Linked DNA regions of Homo sapiens: region 1 is linked to region 2. A link is a contact called in ENCODE Hi-C data. All regions are on one chromosome and are shown on one strand. Each heading gives the region's core, a stretch centred on a gene start or an enhancer-like site at or near the end of the contact. The rest is flanking DNA. Distances are from core to core; before and after follow the strand shown.

What was found. A loop is a pair of places that touch in the nucleus more often than their neighbours do. Pooled maps may share reads with other maps.
Region 1: a map of B cell shows a loop between it and region 2 (23-fold over the local background). The contact joins the promoter of TRAF6 here to the promoter of IMMP1L in region 2. A Hi-C loop is called at or near these places in 2 of 168 maps with a recorded cell type or tissue (B cell and CD4-positive, alpha-beta T cell) and 5 of 50 pooled maps.

Annotation. Positions count from the first base shown.
Region 1 is chr11:36,507,804-36,511,688 of GRCh38, forward strand. It overlaps TRAF6 (TNF receptor associated factor 6), which reads right to left and starts at 2,469. Exons shown (of 7, transcript NM_004620.4): 1 at 2,245-2,469. It also overlaps a transcript of RAG1 not described here. RefSeq lists an enhancer at 2,288-2,337.
Region 2 is chr11:31,507,318-31,511,263 of GRCh38, forward strand. It overlaps IMMP1L (inner mitochondrial membrane peptidase subunit 1), which reads right to left and starts at 2,305. Exons shown (of 6, transcript NM_001304274.2): 1 at 2,202-2,305. ELP4 (elongator acetyltransferase complex subunit 4) reads left to right here and starts at 2,450. Exons shown (of 10, transcript NM_019040.5): 1 at 2,450-2,690. The coding sequence starts at 2,468. RefSeq lists enhancers at 2,443-3,332, 2,465-2,754.

The DNA.
Region 1 (3,885 bases), core at 1,219-3,718, 5.0 Mb after region 2:
TATATACACATATATACATGTATTTTATATATGTGTATATATATACATATATATACACACACTTTTTTTTTTGTCAGGGTCCTGCTCTATTGCCCAGGCTGGAGTGCAGTGGCACGATCATGGCTCATTGCAGCCTCCACCTCTTGGGCTCAAGTGATCCTCCCACCTCAGTCTCCCAAGTAGCTGGGACTACAGGTGTGTGCCACCAAGCCTGGTTAATTTTTGTATTTTTTTGTAGAGACAGGATTTTGCCATATTGCCCAGGCTGGTCTCAAGCTATCCTCCCACCTCAGCCTCCCGAAGTGCTGGGATTACAGGCATGAGCCATTATGCCAGGCCTAAAATAAAAATTTCTTACAGCCTCTATTCTAGTATACTTACGTGGCTTTCTACAGGAATTAATGAAGGGATGGAACAAAGTATAAATTGTTCCTTAACTTGTATGTTAAGAGTGTCCTGACTGTAATCCCCTTTTGCAGTTGCGAAATCTAGTATGATAAGCACTACCTTAAAGATTGTGGAACGTTAACTACTGCTAACTTATTTCAGCCGTAAAATGAGTAGTATTGAAAGCAGCCTTGTCATAAATCAAGACTTAAATTCACGAATTAGTATCTGGGTGTACATTATAATCAAAAGAGAATACTGTAACATGTCTTGGGGGAGGGGGAAGTAGGATAATCCACAAAAAGTTTGTCCTCCAAGGCAGATGCTAAGGAGGTATGTGCCAAGTTAAAAGAAGTCAACAAGTTATGTCTTAAATGAGTCAATTTTAAGTCAACTGAAATTCATACGAGTAAACATGTAACTTATTGAAGTAAAACCATGTAAAGAAAATATGAGAAATTATCTTTAATGTGCTACTAGCTTTAGAAACAGAAACTGTTTACCAGCTTCTTAAATTTCTAAAGTGTGAAGACCTACAAATGTACTCCAATGGCCAAGAGATGCTGCAAAATACTCAACTGTTGTGCCTTAACTTTGAATCCAAATTCAAGGGGCATTCCCCTTCCTGGGCACTATTTACTCTGCTCCAGGAGGCAAGGATTTGAACTTCTCTCCAAATCTAAGTGTCCAAAAGTTTACCGGCATCACATGCCCAAATTTATCACAGAGAAGAGCTCATGTTACAATTCTGAAATATTGTGGTGCATGCAGGCTGAAACTCTGATGTGATCCTGTACCCACCACATGCCGGACTCCTTCCTAGAGTCACAAAAGAGGCCACATTGTTCCTGCCTATACACTCAACCTCAAAATTTGAAAAGCCCCTCTCCCTTCCCTAGTAATCAAAGGAGAATGAATGAAATGATAGCGGCCAAGTTCACAAGGCCAACACAGAATTTCTTTACCAGTTTTTCTCGTTTCTACATGGAACCTGTGTAACAAGACATTCAGTAATAGTAATCTGCTCTCAGAGAAAGAAACAATTAAATACCATACAGCGAAGCTGCTAATACTTTATTTAGGTGCTTTCTGTTCACATTCAAGACAGTCCTAACTCAGCTGGAGTTCCCCTTAAGCCAAATACTAGGAACAGCTTTATCAACCCGGCGTCTGGAACAATCGCTCGAACTACCGAGTTTAGGGGCGGGGGAGAAAACATTCGTGTCATCTGAGCCTTTTTTTTTTTTTAAACTCGCTGCCTGAGACTTCTATAGAGTTCAACAGGGAATCCAAAAATAGCTTTCCCATGACAGTGACAGCCGGAGTCGCCAGGAACGTAAAGGATTTTTTAAAAATTTAAGCAGGTGTTTGCTCCAAGGAGCGGACAACTGCAGGAGGCAATTTCCTTATCTGGGAAGGGGAAAAAGCGGAGTTGAGGGGAGCGAGGTTGAGTAAGGCGACGCGGGGTTTTTTAGGGGGTGGAATGAGCGAGGAAGAGGAGGCCTGGGGAGCAGAGGTCAGGGGACAGGGAACGGTGTCCCCGACCTGTGGGAAGCGTGGGGACAGAGGCTGCGTCCCGACCTGCAGGAAGCGAGGGGCAGGGAACGGTGTCCTCGACCAGCGGGAAGCGAGAGGACAGGGGCGGCGTCCCCGACCCGTGGGAAGCAAGCGGGTAGGGGCGGCGTCCCTGACCTGTGAAAAGCGAAGGGACAGGGGAGGCGTCCCCGACTGGTGGGAAGCGAGGGGACAGGGACTGCGTCCCCGACCTGCCGAGAGCGAAGGGGCGGGGGGCGGCGTCCCTGACCGCTGGGAAGCGAGGCGGCGGCCGCCAGGAGGAGGCGCCTGAAGGAGACTCACCGTTCTAGTGCGCGGGGAGGCCGAACCAGGAGGGCAGGGCTCCCCCACCAACCGCACGACTCCGCTCAGCCAAGGCGCTGGTAGAGGACGGACACAGACACTGCGCGCCGAGACGAGGCTGCTTGGACGGCAAACTCTGGATCCAGTGGGAGCCTTCGCCACCTTCGCTGGCCGCCCGCAGGCCAAGCCCCAGCTGCGGACGCCACTGCTTCCGCCTTCTCTGCTGGCTGCGGGGAGCGAGGGGCAGGGAGCGCGCCGGGGAGGAGACAGAGCGGCCGAGTTCGGAGAGAGTGCCCCCTGGCGGTGATCCTCCAGGCGGACTGTGGCGCGGGCCGGGCGGCGCCCCCAGCCCCGCAGCCTGGCTTTCTTCCTGCTCGGGTGTCCCACCTGGGAATTCGTTGCACCGCACAGCCGAACCCGAGTGTGTCAATGGGTGTGTGTTGGAATGAGGATGGCGACGAGAAGATCCCTCCCGGAATAACTTAATTTGGTGAGCAGTGGCGACAGTAGTAATCCCAAACTGCGCTTTTATAGCACCCCTCTCCAAGCAGGAGAAAACCCCAGCTGGGCTAGATCGCTTGACCTTCAGGAATTCTTAAACCCCTCCCCAGCTCCACCCTCCTTGCCCAGGAAGTTTCTGCGATCCATAGAACCCTCTATTATTACCTGCTCTTCCCCTTCATCCGGTCCAAGGGAGTCAGCCCTTGCCTTAAATATTTCTTTGAATTTCCTGCCAAGAACACCAGCGCTTTGTCTTTCTCTGTCATGGGAAAACTATTTTAAATTCCCTGTTTAACTGGTCATAAACGTCTAGAGAATGTACCACGCGTTTTGCTGGAGAAGCACAAAAGAGTTTCATCCACCTCTGCATATTTGGTTCATCGTCCACCTCTTAGGGGAGGTTTTCCAGGATAGTAGTCATGCGTATGTATCCTGAAGCCAGAATGCTTGGTTCCAATCCGGTTTTTCCTACAATAAATGTGTGATTCAGGTAAAATACTTAATCTGTACTTGTTTCAGTTTTCTCATCTCGTATTAACATGGGGATAATAATAGTATCTACCTCACAGGGTTGTTGGAAGGATGAGATAAAATATGTAAAGAAATTATTTAAAACTATCTGGCCAGGCACAAATAGGCTCATGCCTATAATCCCAGTACTTTGGGAGGCTAAGGCAGGAGGATCACTTGAGGCCAGGAATTTGAGACCAGCCTGGGCAACATAGTGAGACCCCATCTTTACACAAAATTTAAAAATTACCTGGGTGTGGTGGTGCATATCTGTAGTCTCGGCTACTCTGGAGGCTGAGGTGGGAGGATGGCTTGAGCCCTGGCAGTCAAGGCTACAGTAAGCCATGATTGCACCACTGCATTCCAGCCTGGGTGACAGAGTGAGACCCTGTCTCAAGGAACAAACGAACAAACAAATAAACCCAAAACTAGGACATAGTATGGGCTCAATAAATGTTACCAATACTATATGTCCTACTTTCTGGCTGCCAATATTCATTAAAAATGCTTCTCTTTTTAAGAAGAATTTATCACTGGTTCTCAGGTTCTGTCAACCCCCTTTTAAAAGATTGTATTTTGAAACACTTAAGACATAAAAAGAGCACAAACATCTGTGTGCTCACCACCCAG
Region 2 (3,946 bases), core at 1,055-3,554:
GTTATACCAGATATATATCCTAATTTCATGAATACTCTGGTGTGTATATAGATCATCTTTCCAGAATTATAGTCCAAGTCAAAGTTGGAAAATAATTCTTCAGTTCTAGTAATGAGGCAAACAAAGCACCACTATCATCATCTTGGGAAATCTAAAGGGTTAAGTAAATACAGTAGGAAACAAGGGAATATGTAATACAGAAGCCTATAAAAACGAATTATACCATTATGTTAAGTGAAATAAGTCAGACACAGAAAGACAAATATCACATGATCTTACTCATAGGTGGAATCTAATAGTTCATCGCACAGAGAGTACAATGGTGTTTACCAGAGGCCAGGATGGTTGGCAGGGGGGATGGGGAGAATTTGGTCAAAGATACATAATATCAGTTAGATAGGAGGAATAAATTTCAAGAAATCTATTATATAACATGAATTTATAGCAAGCTGACTATAGTTAATAATCATATATTGTATTCTTTAAAAAAATGTAAACAGTGTAGATGTTATGTACTCTTACCACAAAAATGATAACTATGTGAGGTAATGCATTGCTAATTAGCTAGATTTAACGATTCCGGAATGTACATACACTTCATAGCATCATGAGGTACACAAAACAATGCCATCTGTCAAAAAATAATAATTATATGTAGCATTTCAAAAAGTTCACAGCATCAAAAATATTTGTAGGGGTGGGGGGACAGAGAGCATCAGGAAGAATAGCTAATGGATGCTGGGCTTAATACCGAGGTGGTGGGTTGATCTGTGCAGCAAACCACCACAGCACACGTTTACCTATGTAACAAACCTGCACATGAAGCCCAGAACCTAAAACAAAAGTTGAAGAAAAAAAAAATTCAAGACGTTTCTATCTGATATTGGACTGCTTTGTCACTTTTTCTTTTGGTCTTCCTAGTGCTTATTTACTACAGGATAAAATTAGCACATGCTATTTAATGTGTTCATTTTAAGTACTATGTTGTTTTCTATGTGTTAATTTTATCTCCTCCAGGTGAGACCATTTTTATTACCATAGGTCTAAAATGACAAGATTAAGTCCAAACAGACAGTAATCACTCAACAGCTATTTATTGAGTAACTTAAAGATTCAATATGAAAGCAACCTTGATCAAAGCTTTCCAGTTGATATATTGTGAAACAGGGTTTTTTCCTAAACATGATTCTAAAAAACAAGCAAACAAACAAAAATCCTCCCCAAATGAAAAACTCCAGTCACTATTTAGCAATACTAATTTCAATTTATCAAACAGAATCAGCCCAAAAATTTCAACAGGTCAGTGAGATTTAAAACAATTCGATGGCAAGAATTTCAATGAGGTTTGGCTCTAATTAAAAGGTATCACAGATCACTGTCAAAGTCAATAACTCAGTAGTGCGGTAATGATTTGGGAGTCCTTTTCAATTTAGACATTTGTCAATCATGATTGCCTTTAAACATCAGTTACCCACTGTCCCTGCTCAGTTTTGAAAAAAAAATTAAATACAAAAATACAACTCAAAATACATGTTTTTTCCACACATAAAATTGGTATTTTAGTAATAAACTCTCGATTCAGGGTTCATAAAATAAAGTAGGTATACTTCTAATTCTTCCTAGCAGTTTTTTGGGGGAAAGAAACCCTAAGTATTTTCTGTTATTTGCAGCTGCTTTAACAGCAAACGACAATTAAATGTGTGAACAAGGTTGTCAGAGTAACACTTGTCATTTACACCGCTTAGGAAAGACATCCAAGACTTCCAGAAACACTAATTAAAATTAACAAAAGCTTCTTATCGGAACTTGTCAGAGAGCTATAGTTTGTCAGACACAGGAAAACCAGATAGCCTCAAAGTTCAAGAGTTTTCGCTCTAAGGTTTAATTCCAAACCACCTACCACTAGGCACTAACGAACTAAGCCCAGACGCTCAGCAACCAACTCATTAAGGTAAGAGATCCCATCCTTTCCATATAACACAAAATTAAGAAAAAGACATCGTGGGGAAGGCGGAGTGAATTTTCTATCAGAAATCAGAAGATAAATGAGCAGGAAAAAAGTCTATCCTCACACACAGCGGAGAAAGGTGCTAGCAATTGCTTGATAAGCCCTAAGGGTTTATTGTTTCACCAACCTTTTCTTTAACTCAATGTGAATGAAGGCACTCAAAAGGAGAAGAACGTTACGTGATATTACCTACCTCGGGCCCCAAAGAACCCTGGAGACCCTCAACCAGGACACAGGTGGGCCTTTCTCACCTGGGCCCCGCCGAAGTCGACCGTCCTTTCGTAGGGCGCACTTTTCAGCAATACGCCTTCCGATTGGTTGGCTCGGGACTGACGTCTCAGTCCTATTGGTTACGAGAGCCGCGGTTGGGGCGAGGAGGCGGGAGTTTGGCACTGGTTCTGATAGGACGGGTGTTTGCGTTCCCAGAGTTCCTATTGGGTTAACACTGGAGGCTCTAAGATGGCGGCAGTGGCAACCTGCGGTAGTGTTGCCGCGAGTACTGGGTCTGCAGTGGCGACAGCCAGCAAGAGCAACGTCACCAGTTTCCAGAGGAGGGGTCCTAGAGCCAGCGTGACCAACGACAGCGGCCCTCGACTGGTGTCCATTGCGGGCACGCGACCGTCGGTGCGGAATGGACAGCTGCTGGTATCAACCGGGCTCCCAGCCCTAGACCAGCTCTTAGGTCGGTTCAGAGCGGAGATCTGGGCTCAGCCGAGGGGAAACTTAGGGAGGGGACCTGTCGGGGAAGCCACTTTGACCCCACATCTCTTTCTGACCCCTAAACCTTCGGAGGAGGAGAGAATAGCCTGGTCTGATTGAGATGGAGGGGAATACGGGTTGTGTGGAGACTTCTGAGCGCTGTTAACTAAACATGTTTTAGTGCCCTCGCTCTCTATTTCATTCCCTGCCCTCCAACCCCTTTTCATATTACGGAGGAATTCGTACATGCTTTTTACCCTGAAATGCTTTCTAGTCAAGGGAAGACATTAATTTATGGAGATGGTTTGGCTTTCATTCAGGATACCTCCCTTCTGCTTTCTCCAGGCAGCTCACGGTTTAGACCAGCCTGCAAAAGTTTTTATAATTGTGAGAGACAGACTTCATTAGAAGATGCTGGAAAAAAATGATTTCCCCTCTTTGACCGTCAGACTGCCTGTTCTCTGGTTCTAAATCTTAAAACATTTTGGCTTTAAGAGAGCGAATGTTAAAGGCTTATGTTGACACATAATCCTTATAAAGTATTTTGAGCCTGTCGTTGATATTTAGATAGTGTCTGCGTTAAATCTGTGTATATATTTTTTATTTTTTCTATATACATTTTGCTTCCCAGTATTGATTGCTGCTACATTCCATACGACATCTTTAAATTTAACTCACATTTTAACGAGAAAAGTCTAGTTCTTAGGCTTTCCTTTAAAATCTCTGGAATTTTTTATGAGAAGCCTGCTGAAGAATATGCTTGTTTCATAACTGTTATATTCAAAGGAATGACCAGATTAAGTTGGTAGGACAGATTTGCTGTGTTAATAAAGCTTCTAGATTAATTTCTGAATGCTGTTTCATTAAAACCCCGTCTGTGTTTACATAACTTTTTTCATAGTGTGTGATATGTGTCTGTTAAATCTTGTACACTTTCATAAAATATAACTCATTGCTTGTTCTTGTACTTCGTTTGACATTTCTTTCGGTTATTTTCCCCTCAAAGTAGGCTTTTCATAGGTTTAGTGCAGAGAAAGTAAGAAGACCAGCAACCTATGAGAAAGAGTATGGCTTCTTGATTCTCTCATTTCATTTTCCGGTTATTTCTAGATAAGTTTAAGTATTTTTCACTTAATTGTTTCAAATATATTTTCCTCCTGAGTTGCATGGTACTGTAAATAGAAGTGATTCAAAATATCTAGTTAGCAAATATATAGTCCACCGTTTTTCCCTTGTGAG